3 separate regions of the Mus musculus genome follow, and regions 1 and 3 are each linked to region 2. Evidence: chromatin loops called from intact Hi-C (ENCODE). Cell type or tissue: gastrocnemius. All regions are shown on one strand. Each heading gives the region's core, and the rest is flanking DNA. Links, peaks and the distances in the headings are about the cores only. Region 1 overlaps Atp6v0d1 (ATPase, H+ transporting, lysosomal V0 subunit D1). Region 2 overlaps Zdhhc1 (zinc finger, DHHC domain containing 1). Region 3 overlaps Atp6v0d1 (ATPase, H+ transporting, lysosomal V0 subunit D1).

The links. Peaks named below come from ENCODE experiments on the same cell type or tissue, not always from the same donor. Only the 100,000 strongest peaks of a DNase experiment are listed, where the experiment ranks them.
Region 1: a loop joins it to region 2, with 2.6 times the contacts of the local background. A loop is called at or near these places in 11 of 42 quality-filtered maps.
Region 3: it touches region 2 in a loop (6-fold over the local background); 14 of 42 quality-filtered maps call a loop at or near these places.

The regions. Positions count from the first base shown.
Region 1 is chr8:105,531,792-105,535,791 of GRCm38, forward strand. The region is part of intron 2 of Atp6v0d1 (ATPase, H+ transporting, lysosomal V0 subunit D1); the gene reads right to left. Among named protein-coding and RNA genes, the nearest start is that of Hsd11b2, 15 kb to the left of the region's middle. In gastrocnemius, for the core only: CTCF peaks have their summits at 177 (motif pointing right) and 2,380 (motif pointing left); DNase peaks (open chromatin) are centred at 189, 1,882 and 2,376; H3K4me3 peaks cover 368 bases; H3K27ac peaks cover 3,034 bases.
Region 2 is chr8:105,479,263-105,487,203 of GRCm38, forward strand. Zdhhc1 (zinc finger, DHHC domain containing 1) reads right to left here. Exons shown (of 14, transcript NM_175160.5): 3 at 6,200-6,246; 4 at 4,927-5,165; 5 at 4,279-4,521. The coding sequence starts at 4,521. Among named protein-coding and RNA genes, the nearest start is that of Tppp3, 12 kb to the left of the region's middle. In gastrocnemius, for the core only: CTCF peaks have their summits at 2,388, 4,449 and 5,300 (motif pointing right); DNase peaks (open chromatin) are centred at 2,389, 2,833, 4,433 and 5,312; H3K4me3 peaks cover 210 bases; H3K27ac peaks cover 2,421 bases.
Region 3 is chr8:105,552,298-105,556,297 of GRCm38, forward strand. The region is part of intron 1 of Atp6v0d1 (ATPase, H+ transporting, lysosomal V0 subunit D1); the gene reads right to left. Among named protein-coding and RNA genes, the nearest start is that of Atp6v0d1, 12 kb to the right of the region's middle. In gastrocnemius, for the core only: a CTCF peak has its summit at 1,990 (motif pointing left); DNase peaks (open chromatin) are centred at 1,988 and 3,099; H3K27ac peaks cover 1,254 bases.

The sequences.
Region 1 (4,000 bases), core at 1-4,000, 51 kb after region 2:
GCAGACTGCAGAGCCCCACTGTGAACACAAAAAAATACACTACTCTTTAGAGCCAGTTCAAGCAATTACTCAGGAGGACCTGAATGAGATACAGAAGCAGGTCTGATTCAAGTCAGTTCTAGGCTTAGTCTCATAGGCTTGCCCTGCAATCGGATACTCTGTGCACCATGGACAGCAGAGGGGGCTGTGGAGCTGGGGAGGGTGGGGCTGCCTAGTTAAGACTTGGCAAGGAACAACTAAGACAACTTGTCTCCAACTGAAAAGCAGAGCCAAAGAGGAGCTAGGACAGAAAGTTTTGTGTACTCACCTATGGGGATGAGGTAGTAGGGGAAAAGGGAAGGTATAAAGAATAGGAGGAGCCGGGTAGTCCCAACTATTATCCATCCTGTTACAAGTAGTAAACTATGAGTATAGAGGAAGTGGAGAATGTCCTTAAAGGCTAAGCTGGGCCTTGGAAGGGTAAGGACTAAAAATGGAGGCTACTGTCAATCTGGCCCTGGACATAGTTCTTGTTCTGTTTCTGGGAGGTCCAGAGCTAGGCTCTATCCCTGTAACAAATCCTTGTACCTAAGTCTGAGACTTTACCAAGGAAAGGCCTTGGTAGGAGGTGGGGCTCAGTACCAAAGGAATAAAAGGAAAAAGGTGGTGGCCCAGTGTATCAGTCACTGTGGTACTCCTATAAGCCCCTCAAAATACCTGAGTTTTGTCTCAGCCTAACCCATACTCCTTGTGCTTGATGAACACAGCTCCCACTCAATTCAATGCCACTTTAACCTCTAGTCTCCTGGGCCTGGGGCTAGGCAGCTGATCTCTTTCCATACCCAATCTAGATGGTTCATTACAGAATATGCACTGAGAAGAGTCACACCTCACCTTCCAAAAACAAGGGTCTCAAGCAAGATCCATCTGTAATTGCAAGCTAAAAGGAACATATGGCCAGCCTCTTGTCCTTGACCCCACAGAACTGGCAGTTAACTTCCACCCACTCCAGCCATACTAAAACTAATGTCTTCCTAAGACATCCAGAGAGACCTCACCCCAGAGATAAGAATGCCTTTTCCCCTCATATCCCCTTTTGATATGCTGAAGAACAACAGCATATCTCTGGAACTTACATTATTCAAGTGATTCTATGTGACCTTACTGCCACAACAGATAAAACACCTATGGCTACCTTTAGCCAAAGCTTTTGTTTGTTTGTTTGTTTGTTTGCTTGTTTTGAGATGTGGTTTCTCCGTATGGCTCTGGCTGCCCTGGAACTCACTTTGTAGACCAGGCTGGCCTCAAACTCAGAAATCCGCCTGCCTCTGCCTCCCAGTGCTGGGATTAAAGGCGTGCGCCACCACGCCCGGCTTAGCCAAAGCTTTATGTTTTAGCTCTAAACTCCCACCTCTGTCTCTCAGAGAGACCCCACAACCCCAGTTTCCTTAGTCTAAACTTTTCCTTCCCCCTTGTGCCCACAAGCCAGGGTCTCTGTTTATCTGTTTAGGCTAGGGACAAGACTGGAATAAGACTGTCTGAGTACTTCTAAGAGCCCTGGACCAGCCTCAGAAGAAAGCCCTGTAGGGAAATGCTGCCACCTGACTTCACTGCTATACCTCTAGTGAGTAGAAGAAACCAGCTGTAGTTCATGGTTCAGCTCTGACACTGTATGCAGAAGTCAGTAGTAGCTCTCCCCTCCCTTCTAGCTTCCCCAAACCTCTCCTTGCTATAAGCCTTAGTTGAGTACAGAGAAAAATGCTGGGCCAAGTTAGGGCCACTCACAATCACAGCACTCAGCCCCTTCTAACTCCTCCTTCTACACAGGCCAGGCCAGCCTGTATCCTGTGCCAGGCTGAGTACTTCCCTCCCCGGGGCCAACTCTAAGATTGCTTCAGTGGAGGCCCCTGCTTTCCCTTCCTGTACAGCAAGGCTCAGGATCGTCTTTCCTGGGAGATGGAAGGCAGGACAGGCCTGGCAGAGATAAGACCCAGCCATATGCCTTCCTACCTTCAGCAAACAGGAAACCTCCCTCCTCTTTGCCTGGTCTTCAGAAATTGCCTCCCTGCCCCCAGAAAGCTGCTTTGCCATGTCTCCCCTCATTTGGCCTCAAAAGAGAGAATAAAGTTCCAGCTGGTCAGCATCTCCCTCCAGAGGAAGACAGCTGGGGAGTGGATGGCCCACTGCCTGCCAGGCCAAAGAGGCCCTTTTGGAGTGGGGGATGGGGGAAGGGGGTAGAGCAGTCTATAATCCTCTGCCCTAAGGCCCTCCCTTGCCCTGTGCCTCCAAATAGCTTGGAGTGGGAGAAGTTTCAGGCTACAGTTTAGGAAGCTACTTCCTTCAAGAAACCTTTAGAGTCCCTAGCCGACCCTGTCTCTCCACTGTGCCCTTTGGTGCCACCTGCTGGAGCAACATAGCTTTTCTGCACTTGGGCTGGCAGGCTGTGTATAACCAGGTACTTGTGCCAAATGGCCTATCTGCAGCCCCCACCAAGGAGCCTCATTTGTTGCTAGTGACATTATCTGTACTAAACTACATCTAGTTCCAAGGAACCCCACCCAGGGCTGAAAATGAACAGAAGTCTCTGCTATGACCTTTTCTACTTAGCACATTACCCCTTAAGCCTCAAGTTCCCCTTTGCAACCAGAATGAATGAGATGTGGACTACAGAAGAGTTAGTGAGGCTCTGACCATCTCCTCATTAAAATCCTGACCCTCCTCAAAGGCCCAGTTGAGTTATCCTATTTGATCTGAGCCTTTGGAATCCTGAAGGGTCCCTCATAGTCATGCTTTTTCCTAGGTCAGAAAGAACAGGGTCAGTGCTGGCTTCCTTTCCATCCTAAAGAGCAATAAGGGAACAACCCACAGCAGCCCGAGAGCCTCATTGGGAACAGTCAGGATAAGAAGGCCTGAGGAAACCCAGTGACCACTCTAGGACAATGAAGGGCCAACGTGAGGCAACATGGCCTCACTTAGGAGGTAAGAGATGCTTTGGGGACCCACTAGACATGTGAGACCATGTCCTGGGACAAAGGTTCCTTCCAGGTGTCCACTTCCACTGATGGTCATTCTCCCAGATAGTACAGGTTAAACCACACAATTTCTGCCAGTGGACACGTAGGCTACAGGCAATTGTTATACACCAGGGATGGCCCTTGCTTGAGACCTGCTTCATTTAAAAACAATGGCACTTAGGGGCCACCTGAAGATGTCCCAGAGACCAAGTTGACCCTCTACAAACAACTTTCCCAACTTCTCTTCCAAGGTTAGGGGGTTCTCCTGTGAGAAAATACCATGAAATGGGCCAAGTAAAAGTATCCTTCATGGCTAAAGAACCCTGAATGCAGGTTCTATCACAAGTTACAGGGCAAGTTAGGCCTGGTAACAGCCCTCATTTTAGCAGCATATTAAATGTGTTAGGATTGTGAATGTTGAGTAGGTCACCTAAAACTACACGCTGAGAGTCTACTTCACACAGACTGCCTGCTCTGTGGCAGGCACACAACCACCCCTGTTGTCACTGTCTGCCCCTCAGCACCACTCACTCTGCATCTGTGTAGTGCCCTCCTGGCCTGGCTCTGGACTCAGCCAAAGTTTTTTTCAGTCTAGATTCCCATCCTTATTAGTTCTTCCCTCAAACACCCACCTTCCTTCCTTCCTTCCTTCCTTCCTTCCTTCCTTCCTTCCTTTCTTCCTTTCTTTCTTCCTTTCTTTCTTTCTTCCTTTCTTTTTTTTTTTTTCCCGAGACAGGGTTTCTCTGTGTAGCCCTGGCTGTCCTGGAACTCACTTTGTAGACCAGGCTGGTCTTGAACTCAGAAATTTGCCTGCCTCTGCCTCCCGAGTGCTGGGATTAAAGGCGCGAGCCACTATGCCCGGCTTTAAACACCTTTCTTCTCAGCCAGTAGTCATTCCTTAAGGAAAGCAGTCATGTAGAAGGGTCAACCTGGTCTCTGGGACATCTTCAGGTGGCACCTAAGTGCCATTGTTTTTAAATGAAGCAGGTCTCTAACAAGGGCCATCC
Region 2 (7,941 bases), core at 2,008-6,007:
AAGCTACTTCCGAGACGGAAGTAACTGCTCCCTTCCAATAGCCAGGGCCAGATGGAGAGCCACTTGCAGATGGAGAGCCACTTGCAGACAGGGTTCATCTACTTGTAGCTTCCCCCCACCTCAGGTCCAGGTCCTTGGCCCTCAGCTGGGGCTTACATGTCTGGGCTGGCCTTACATGTTTAGCGTTAGCCAGGGCACCAGAGCTAACTCCTGGCACTGAGATGAAGCTTTCCCAGGACTTAGCTAAGCCAGACACAGGAAATGAGTATGCTACCTACTGGCTGCAAAATATATACACAAACTCACCAACAGGTTCCACCTGCTAGCCAGGCAGACAGCATCCCTCTGTCACTCAGGACCTACGCATGATTCATCCTTTACCCATCCACTGTCCTACATCCTTACCGTCACTCAGTAGCCAGATTCCTCTACCTGTCGGAATGAGCCAGGCTCTTCCAGAAGTTGCTGTACAGAGCTCAAAGAGCCAAATGGAAGCTCAGCCCTGAGCTCTCTGTCCTCACGGCCAATGCTATTGGTCAGCTCTTCACCTCTTGCCTGGGTTACTTAAGAACCTCACACTCTTCTCCACAGTCTACCCTGTATGGGTTCCAGAAATGAGCTTTCAAAAGCCTACACTTAAGCTCTTCCCTGCATCAAGGCCTACAGTGGCTCCAAGTGGCTCTCTAGCTGAAGTTCATGCATCAGCCAGGGGCCAAAGCTGGCCTTCCTCTGGCTTCTCCCAACTCTAGACACTTGGTGTGGGCAAACATTGAGCTGCCTGCTTTCCCAGCTTCCCTCACGGGCTCATTCACTCAGCTGAATGCACAGGTCTTTCCTCTGTGCCAGGCACGTTGGCCCTGAGCTCTAAGAACCCTGCTGCATGACAGAAAGCACAAACAACAGGTCAGTTAGAGGAGAGGATATGTATTTGTATCTGATGACTTTATCTAGCTCAACAGAATCTGGAAGACTTCTCTGAAGAAGTGTCATCTCAGCTGAGATATGGAAAAAAATGTATAACAGGGCCTTGGAAGGCAAGGCAGAGGGCAAGGACTGGGGCTAAGCGCTATAGGAACAGGAGAGGTGTTAATCAGAGGAGTGGCCAAATTATTGTCCCAGCTCATGATTATCAGATAATAATGACGGTCCATGCTTCCAAAATCTGAGCTCTCAAGGGAAACAATAACATAATTCTAGGCTTCCATGTGAGCTCTCCCAATGTTAAATGTTAAAGAAATAAAAGATCTCAAAACATGTAGAGGACCTGTGCAGTTTGGGTATTAATGATTCCATAATTTCCCAAGCAGATTGGCCCATTCATCTGTCACTTCTTGACCTCTGATCGGCTGGGTGGTGAGCAAGGGCTTCTAGAAAGACACCACTGTTGTCAAAACGGGGAAATAAAAGGAAGCTGAATAGACAGGAAGACTGCACATGGAGAAAGCCATGCAGACCTAACGAGATCTTCAGCCTCGTTTAAGGCAGGAAAAAGATTTTGAGCTGGTGAAACATTATCAGAGGGTGTGTGTGTGTGTGTGTGTGTGTGTGTGTGTGTGTGTGTGTGTGTTTGTGTGTGTGTTTTGAAAGAGTGCTCTGGCTCTGTAGGGACAAAAATGTCCAGGAGAAAGGGAGAGGAGAGGGGGAGGGGGCAGACATCAAGAAAGAGAAAGGTGGGTGAGCTGTGTGTGAGACAGAGTTGTAAGAGTGCTTTGCCTGCAGCTGTAGGTAGCCAGGAGCAGGGGCACACAGGGGAGAGTTACTTGGTCAGGGAGGCAGAGAGCAGTGGGAAGGGAAGGTGGGAAGCTGGGGTGGGGGGGAGGGGAGGTAAACTCTGCAGTGTGATGACTGGCTGTCAGCAGGGGAGGAAAGGGGAGCCACACATGAATGCAGGAAGCTGGGAGAAGGAGGCTGCAAGCACCAAGAATGCTGCCTGCCGGATGTGTGCCAGACTAGACTGTGGTCTGAGCCCTTTCCAACATTTACATGGGGTGTGACCAATGTGTCCAACCCCCCTCCCATCTCCCCTCCACCTGGCCCCTAAACACCCAGAGCTCATCTTTGCATTCCTGAAGCCTAGGGCCATTCTAGGCCCACAGTGGGGAATTGGTACCCACGTCATTCCTAAGGGGTCCTGAAAGCCTGCTTAATGAAAGGACACTGAGGGAACCATAGAGCCCTGGTCAGGCTGCCAGACTAGGGGCTCTTGAAGTTCCCACATGGCTCAAAAAAAGAGAAAACAGTCCACTTCCTCAGCCTGAGCAGCCCATCTGGCCTCACTGGGTACTAGTTGTGTGACCTCAGAAAGTCACCATCCTGTCTGAGCACCTTTCTTCAGAAGGTCTTGAGTGAGAACTGTCTCCCGTATGTTCATATGTTCACTTGGCCACCACCTGGTGGCGCTGTTGGGGGGGTTATAGAACCTCTGTGAAAAGGACATCCTTGTGGGCAGGCTTTGAGGCTTAACAGCCTTGTTCTGCTTTCCAAGTGCAGCTAAGGTGTGCTCAGCCAGCTTCCGGCTCCGACCTCCTGCCTGCCTCCGGTACACCTTTCCCACAATTGCGAACAATACCTAACCTTCTGGAACCATGAGCTAAAATAAACTCTTTCTTCCATCAGTTGCTTTGGGCCACGGTATTTCATCACAGCAAGAGAAACATAACTAATATGCTTCCTTAGTGGGGAGAATACCTTCCCCACAGGGCTATCAGCCGGACTAGTAGAGACCGTCCCTGTCTGGTGTTTGGCAAACGGAAGTGGCTTATTTACTGCTACTTGCTGATGCTCTCGCTCCTCACCAGGTGGTCACTCCTCTGGGTCCCCGATGCCCTGCAGGTGGGCCCCTGGGTAACCCAGTCAGTGATGGAATTATTCCAGACCACAGGAGAATGTCCCACCTAACCACACTAAGGCCCATGGTCACCTTAAGAACAGTCATTTCCCATTCATTCACCAAGTTGATGGTCTAGCCTTGGGCTCTTGTGAACCAGGAAGGCCCCAGTGACTCTGCCAGTGTCTGAGGTGACAATCTTCTCTAGAGTTCCTTTATTCAGCTGCTGTTGTCACTCGACATCCCAGGGCTCGGGGCCGAGAGCGCACACGTGCATTAACAGTTAAAGCTCTTCATGGCCATGCGCTTCCTAAGATGCCGTCATTCTCAACCCCGCCCTTGGAAGCAAATGGAACCCTTCCTGTGTGACAGAGGAGGCTGAACCAGGGGGCTTGAGAAGCTGCTCTGGCCAGCACAGCCCACAGGAGCACAGGAGGCTGAGCCGAGACCAGGGCTCTCCAGCTTCTTTCTCTTCTTTCTTTCTTTCTTTCTTTCTTTCTTTCTTTCTTTCTTTCTTTTTCTTTCTTTCTTTCCTTCCTTCCTTCTTTCTTTCTTTTCTTTTCTCTTTCTTTCTTTCTTTCTTTCTTTCTTTCTTTCTTTCTTTCTTCCTTCCTTCCTTCCTTCCTTCCCTTCCTTCCTTCCTTCCTTCCTTCCTTCCTTCCTTCCTTCCTTCCTTCTCTCTCTCTCTCTCTCTCTCTCTCTCTCTCTCTCTCTCTCTCAGAAATCTTCTTCAGGAGGCTGATGGCAGCAGAGAGAAATAGGAACTCCCTACACAGGGGCACACAGAGGCTACTGCACCCTACACCCCCTGCACCCAGCCTTGTAGGTCTTTGGGGCTGTGGTCAGGACTGGAACAGTCTATACTATAAGACTCAAGCAAATTAGTGTTTGCACTGTTCCCAGGGGCTTGAAGGACATATCTGTGCCACTTTTTGGCACAAGCACCCTCATCCTAAAATCAATAAGCGTGTAAATAGTCTCAGGCATAGCAAAATAATGTGATTATAAATAAAACCACATTTTAAGTATACCAAGAAACTTATATGGAAAAACTATACCATGACAAATTCTTTCACAAGTGGAGTCATTGCTCGCAAACTTGCTGTCTCAAATGAGGACTGGATCCAGGACCTTACACATGCCAGGCAAGCACTCTACCAACTGAGCTACCTCCCCAACCCCTAACACACCCTTCCTGTAGCCCAGGTATAACGAGTCTGAAGAAGCTTTAGGGCCCTGTGAGACCGTCTCTGGTGTTTTAAGTGCTCTGAGAAACGCAGGGGCTGTCCACTTGCTTTTACCAGAGGAAGGGTCACGTTACAAGTTGAAGCCTGGCAGAGAATCAACTGAGTCAACCCTGCTCTACCTCACATGCACCCAGCTTCAGGCTTCTGTTTTTTTCCAACTATCCATCTCCCCAACTTTTCCAGTCCCATATATTCCAAGGATACAGCATAGCCAGCAGGCACCCAGTGGTGAGGCAAGAGGGGAACAAGGACCCCAAAGCCAATCACCGCGAAGAAGAGGTAGAGCAGCCAGGCCACAATCTGGAGCGGGTGGGGCGGCCAGCTCCATCCATTCCTTCGAGAGCGCTGGCCCTGCAGTTCTGGGGAAGGCCCACTGTCCTGTGAGGGCGCTGTCCACACACTCTTCTCGGGGGCTGTCTTGTTGGAGGGTTTGTTGCAGATGTTCATCTCCAGAGGGAGAAGAGTAGAGAGCATTAGGCCTAAAAAGGTCCGATGGGAGCACAGGGGCCTGGCTACAGCCAGGATTTAGCAGGATGGCAGGGACTGGCAGGGGCTATACACTCTGCAGGGAAACCTGGGGTCTTAGCCTAATTAAAATATGCAGTTGGGGGCAGGGTGGTAATAAAGTACTGTCCCAAAACTCAAGAGCAGATTCTGACCCCAGCCTCGCCAGGTCATGGGAGGAGGGTCCAGAGTTATTCAAAGGACACCGTGTGGCTGCCTGTTACTCAAAGTGTCCTGTCTCTGCAGCCATAAGAGTGAAACTCAATAAGACATGTTCTCATCTGGTAACAATATCAGGCTGGGGCCAGAGCGATGAGAACACATGCTGATTCTGTTAGGATTAGTCACCTCCGTCCTGAGATCCAAATCAAGTGTCAGAGAGGGGGGCCCCTTCTTCTTTGCTGAAGGAAACAGGCAGTGGGGGTGTTCAGAGAGAGCTGGCCTCACTGCTCACTGCTTGGCAGGCACATAATCCCTTTAGGACCAGGGACCAACAACTTCTCCCCTGGGCTTCAGAGGGGTTCTTTCTGGTTTCTCAGCTGGGGATGAGCCCGCACACAAGAGAAGGGAGGACTCTTCTTTGATTCCTTCAAGCAGAACAAATGAGCATGTTTCTCCCAGTCACTCTGGGCCTGATTTACTCAGAAGGGTGAAGGTCTAATGTCCTTTCACTCACTAAGAAAGCTACAAGAAAAGCCAGGCCTTGGCCAGAACCAGACCACCAGAGGGCAGCAACCCCCTACCCTGCCCTGCCTTGCTGAAGCCCAGTTGCTGACCAAGACTCCCACAGAGCAGGGGACTAGCCTGTTCTTACAGGAGAAAGAGCCCTATCTACCAGTGTCTTCTGGGCAGACAAACCAGGCAGGCAGTGTTATGCCTGGGAAAACAGGACAGGTCTGAGCGCTTGGTGGGAAGGCCAGGAGCTGGCAGTTAGGCAGTCTTTTCCAGAGCCCTGACCCACAATCAGCAAACGCTAATACGGTTTGGTTGGAATCTGAAATGCCCCTCACAGGCTCAGGTTACAAATGTCTGATTTCAAGCTAGAGATGCTGTTTTGGGGAGCTTCTGGAAACTCGGGGAGATAGGACTATTAGAGGGAATGGAGATGGCTTTACCGGTGTTATTCCTGCCTACCTCCTGCCTTGCCACTGCCTGGGTAGCTATGATGTGACAGCTTCCACCACCATGAAATGGGCTGTTCTGCCATGATAGGTTAGAGCCCCTGAGACAATGAGGAGTAATCTTTGCGTCCTTGGGTTCTTCTGTCTGTCAGCTGCAGTCATTGCAGCCGCACAACAGTAGAAAATAAACTGAATGAGGAAAAGAGGCACCTCAAGCACCTGGGCTTCTGCTCGGATGACCTGACCTCCTGACCAGAGTGCAGCTGCATCTTCCCGCCCACTACAGCATCCCCTAATAGAGGAAGATTGCCCTGGGGTCCCAGGTGGAGTCAGGGCCCCTTATGTTCAGTCCCTATTGCGAGTGTGGCTGCAGTTGCGAACACTCTGCCATCCCTGATCTACCATTTTGCTACTCTAGCTTCCCTTGAAGACAGTGGCCATGTTATAATACAGTCACCTCTGCCCCCGGTGTCTCCTCCCCCAAGATTCAGGAGCTATACCTTGTACGTAGTAGATGCTCAGTGAATGTTCGCTGACGTGAAAACATCTGAAATAAAGCCAAATATGAATAAGTTAACTGATGTATAATTCTGGCCAACCAAGGTGACTAAGGTGCTACCATCGTGCTCTGACTCCATTTTGCGGCTGCTCGGTTTTCAGCCCTCTATCTGTCCAACGGTCACATCTGCCTTGGCAGCACTCTTGGGGTTTCCATGACCCTGACCATAGTCCAAAATAATTAGTGTTTATACAAACATAAACTAAAATAACTGAAAATATAAATGAAATTAATTGTCGTGTTGTGTCTGAAATAACTACTATGTTCTGACTACACAAATGTTTCAAGGTTACTCTGACCTCACCTAATATTGATGTAATTGTGGTTTATGGGTTTTCCTTTAAAAACACTACACCCTGAGCTTCAGTGCTAAGACACTTTGAGGTGTGAACCTCTCTCTGTCAACAATCAAAATTAAAGAACTCTTATACTCTCTTACAAGGCAGTGTGCCTGTCTGTTCTGCCTTCAGTCCTCCTAGCTCTCCCCTTCCACGTGGCCATGACAATTACTCAGTGACATACCTTTTAACCCTACATCCTCTGCCAACTGGCTGTCACCCCAACTACTGGACATTCACTCATAGTCACACTTCCCTCAGCCCTCCTAAGGCTGAGAGATTCCTGCAGGCCAAGCAAGCGTGTGAAGTCATCTCTGAATGGTCTCATCTCAAAGCTAAATGGAGTGACCTTTGTTTAGTTCTGAGACTTAGGTCAAGTCCTCTGATCCCTTAGCCCATCTTCGATAAGAAGTACATAGGATAGGAGATTCCCTGGCTTTGAAGGAAACAGGTCTAGTGTCTTAGGGTTTTCATTGCTGGAAAGAGACACCATGACAAAAGCAAGTCTTATAAAGGACAAAATTTAATTGGGGCTGGCTTATAGTTTCAGAGGTTCAGTCTATTATCATCATGGCAGAAAGCATGGCAACATCAGGCAGACATGGTGCTGGAGAAGGACCTAGAGTTCTACATCTTGATCCAAAGGCAGCCGGAAGACTGTCTTCCAGGCAGCTAGGAAAAGTGTCTCAGAGCCCACCCTCACAGTGATACACTTCCTCCAACAAGGCCACACCTACTCCAAAAAGACCACAACTCCTAATAGTGCCACTTAAAACACAGACTTGGGCCAAGCATATTTAACCCAGGACGACTAAGTTTGGCTTTGGCTTTGCACTTATTAGCCAAGAGGACTGGAATTCCTCGTCTAAAAAGTAGGGGTATGGATGCCTCCCAGAGTGCATAGATCAGTGATCCTGCTGGCAAATCCTACATGGAAATGTTCACTTCATAGTAAATGTAATTGTGTTAACCAGCTCTCTGGTTTGTCTCCTATTTCTAGGCTTCAAGACAATCAAATGTGTTCCTGTGTCTGATAGTCTCTAAGGTATAAAAAGACAGGACTGATTGAGGTTGCTGTGATTTCTCCATAGGAGTAAGAAGACAGATGCATTAAAACACAGACTTGAAGGCTGGAAATATAGTTCAGTGATAAAGGATTTGTCTAGCATATATGACACCCTAGATTAAACAAACACATGCATGTGCGCATGTGCACATACTTGCATACAGGACAACTCAGAAAAGTACAGTGAATGTAATCTACCCTATGATAAAAATGATATGAAAACCATTCAGTTGCCCTCAGAAAGAAATTTATATTTTTAATTCTAAACACTATTACTCA
Region 3 (4,000 bases), core at 1-4,000, 71 kb after region 2:
ATTCTTTCCACTAACCACCCTTACTGAGTCAGGGGCTAAATAAACACAGGTATAGCCCAGGGAGCCTTGAATAAACAAATTAAATAGTAAATGAAGGGAAAAAGAGAGAATCTAGAATAATTGGACCTGAAGAACTAAAACAGGTGTCAGGAGACTATGAGTAAGTCCTTTGGCTTTAGCTGGGACCTAATTTCTCAGATAAAATAAGAAGGTTGGATGAGTTACCTCAGGAACCTATCTGCCATATCCTAGTCTGGTCAGGCCCAGGTCATTCTGACACCCTGTAACACAACCTTCAAAGGCCACTCAAAGGTTCAGGTTAGATTGGTGGCCTAGGCAGCAGTGAAGCAGTCTTGGCAGGGCTAGTAGCAGATACAGGAAAGACACTGGGGAAGTCTAAAGCCTTCAGAATACAGCAGCAACAAGACAAGCAAGAAGGAAGGGGGCCTCATCTACCAACCAAATATGAAGTCTTAGATGAGATCAAGTCCTGAATCCATTGCCTGAATGTCCAAAGTCAAGTACCCTTGGCTAGACCAGGCAGAGCTGGCTAGGTTAACAGTGTCCAGCAACCAGTAAGGGCTTTTCCTACGAGAACCTTTCCTCTGCTGAAAGTCAGCCAGTCTGTCCTCAGATGGTTAGTCCAGTCCAGGCCTCTGAGCACACATTCATAGTCCATCAGGGAAACTACAGGATGCTGGGTATGAATAGGCAGAAAAGCCATCTAGGTTGTGAAATAGCAGTCTAGCTAAAGTGATCTTTCATTTTCCTGTCTTCTTAAAGGGAACAGGGAGACAAAGGAAGTCAATCTTGCAATACTGGCTAAGCAGAAGCACCAACCTCACTGGAAAGGCATTCAAGTGAGAGCAGAGGGGAACAACAACAAAAATAAAGAATTGTGAGTTACCTATTAATGACTCCATGTTGGTATAATGATAGAGCCAACATTTCTTTTTTTTTTTTTAAGCTGGGGCTAATGTTTTTATTCAGAATAAAACACTATCAGAATATAAAAATAAAGGGAGCATAGTAAAGATTAAAGAGCACAGGCATTGTATTAAATCACTTAGAGGTGTCACTTGAGGGTGTTTGTTGTTTCTGTTTATTCAGACAGCAGTAATTATCAAATTATGAATCAAACTATTCATTGCAAATTTAACAGTGACCATTGGTGGCTGGGTGTTGTGGCGCACGCCTTTAGTCCCAGCACTCAGGAGGCAGAGGCAGTTGGATTTCTGAGTTCGAGGCCAGCCTGGTCTACAAAGTGAGTTCCAGGACAGCCAGGGCTACACAGAGAAACCTTCTCGGAAAAAAAAAAAAAAGAGTAACCAGAGCCAACATTTCTTACGTGGAGTTTAGTACCATGCTTAGTTCTCTCAGAGTCACTTACACATATGGATATGCCACACACATGCCTAAGTGTCCTTCTTAGAGTTCCAAAGGGAACTGAAGAGAGTCTATACTATGGATGAGTTCTGGGTAGATCCAGCAAGGGGAGAACCACCAAGGGTGAATTGCTCATGAAGGGTATATTTCTAGGAGACTGAAAAGCAAGGCCTCGGCCCCTGGGGAACCTTAAGGTCCTATTTGAAACCCCCAAGACATCTTAAGAGCTCGTAAACTAGTACACTGCAATGGCTGCTGCTCCAAGTCTGACACCTGCCAGATGATCTAGATGCAAGTAAATGCAGACAGTGTATTAGTCACGGTCAGAGCATCCTGTACCAGGCTTCAGGACAGAGAATGATATCAGAGAATGTCCTTGGTCTTCTTCCTATGCTTGGAATATGGGACACAGAGGGAAAAGAGTAGAAAGAAACAAACAGGAAACACTAAACCCTATACCTAATCTGGGAGGCTAACTGTGGACTCAGTGACAGAAGAGCCCAGGACAGAACCCTAAAGGACACCAGCCATAGACAGGTACAGCAGAACCATGCTGCACCTCCATCCAGGCTCTTAGTGGCAGAGTGGTCCTAGTGCACCCTCTTGTGGACAAAGGAATGATGGTTTATGGACAACCATGAGGGGGTTGGCTCTTGGCAAGAAGAGGGTGTTCCATCTCCAGTTCTCACTCAACACATTCTTCCAATGTCATCATGCCTCAGACTCTAGGTCTCCATCTCCCCCAACCATCAGACCCTGCAGGTGTGAAACTGCTGACACCTGCAGAGAGGTGCAGACATGTATCATAAACAATGGAAATTTAGGGGGGCTGGAGAGCAGCTTAAAGCACTTGAACTTGTAAAGGACCCAAACTCACACTTGAACTTGTAAAGGACCCAAACTCAATTCCTAGCACATATATGATGGGTTCTAACCATACCTAACTACAGTTCAATGAAATCCAATGCTCTCTTTTGACCATGTATGTACACGGTACATATATGTACATACATACATACATGCAGGTAAAACAGTCATACACATTTTTAAGAAAATGAATAAAGGCCGGGAGTGGTGGCACACACCTTTATTCCTAGCACTTGGAAGGCAGAGGCAGGCAAATTTCTGAGTTTGAGGCTAGCCTGGTCTACAAAGTGAATTCCAGGACAGCCAAGGAAGGCTACAGAGAAACCCTGGGACTGGAGTTACAAGACAATTTTGAGTTGCTATGTGGGTACTGGGAATTGAACCTGGGTCTTCTAAAAAAGTTAGTGTTTTTAATCACTTATCCATCTTTCTATCCCTATTCCATGTTTTTTATTCTTAAATTCAAACAGCAGAAGAAAACATAAATTAGCCATTGAAAACTTTCCTCCCTCCTAGCCTCTCTAGACAGCGTAGGGCCTTTGCTTCCAAATGCTTGTTCACATGCATGCCTTCTAGTGTTTGACTACAGTAGGATTACGCTCAATGGCTTACAACTTTGCCCCTAACAATATATTTCTAAATCAGCACTTAGAAAACTTCCTCTAGTGTTCTACCGTAAGGGCACTAAACACTACAACTGTGGGGCCGTGAACTGTGCAGAGGCAGCCTGGTTCCTGATGGAGCACAGGCCTGGAACCCAGGACACTTGGTGGGTGGTGACTTCCGCCTTCATGGGACAATGGGAGTTCAGCCATGCCTCCTGGGCCCCAGGCTCCAGTAGCAGCTACAGCATCCCACAGCCCCCTGCAGAGAGGTGTGTGGCCATCAGTCACTTAGGCAATGCCCCAAGCTCCAGGTATTGTCTGGACTCCACCCCCATGGTTACAGGGCAATAGCCAGGTATGCTCCTCCCCACAGTTACCTAGCAACATCCAGGATGGCACAGCCCACTATAAAAGGAGCTACTTGCCCCTCCTCGATCTTTTACCTCTTATTCTCTTGCTTTTACTCATGCTCCCTTTGCTCCCCTCCCCTCTCCCCCCTTCTTCTCCCCCCCCTCCACGTGGCCATGGCCGCCCTCTGCCTTTCTACAATAAAGGCCTTAAATAAATAAATTTAAATAAATAAAAAATAAATAAATAAATTTAAATAAATAAAAATTTAAATAAATAATAAATAAATAAATAAATAAATAAATAAATAAAGGCTGTCTCATCTCATCGGGACCCTCAGTGCTGGAGCAATGGAGCAGGTCTTCCCCTAACCTAACCTCCCACAGGGAGACCTCTCTGAGTAAGATCACTGACTGCTCTTCCGAAGGTCCTGAGTTCAAATCCCAGCAACCACATGATGGCTCACAACCATCTGTACAGCTACAGTGTACTCATATATATTAAATAAATAAATAAATAAATAATTAAGTCTTAACTCTCATCCCTCTTGAGCAGTAGTGCTTCTGAGGTCTCCATGGCCTTCCACACACCAGCAGGACATCTATCTACTCAGACACAATACTTCAGTATCTATTCAGACACAATATTACCCCTACACACACTTCATGTTTTCTACTCCTGGTTGCAAGATTGATACCCTGTAGTTTTGTTCTAATGTGTCTAACACCACTAGTTCTCTGGAGGCAGGAGCTAAGGCAGAAGCCATGAAGGAGTGCTGTTTACTGGTTTGCTCT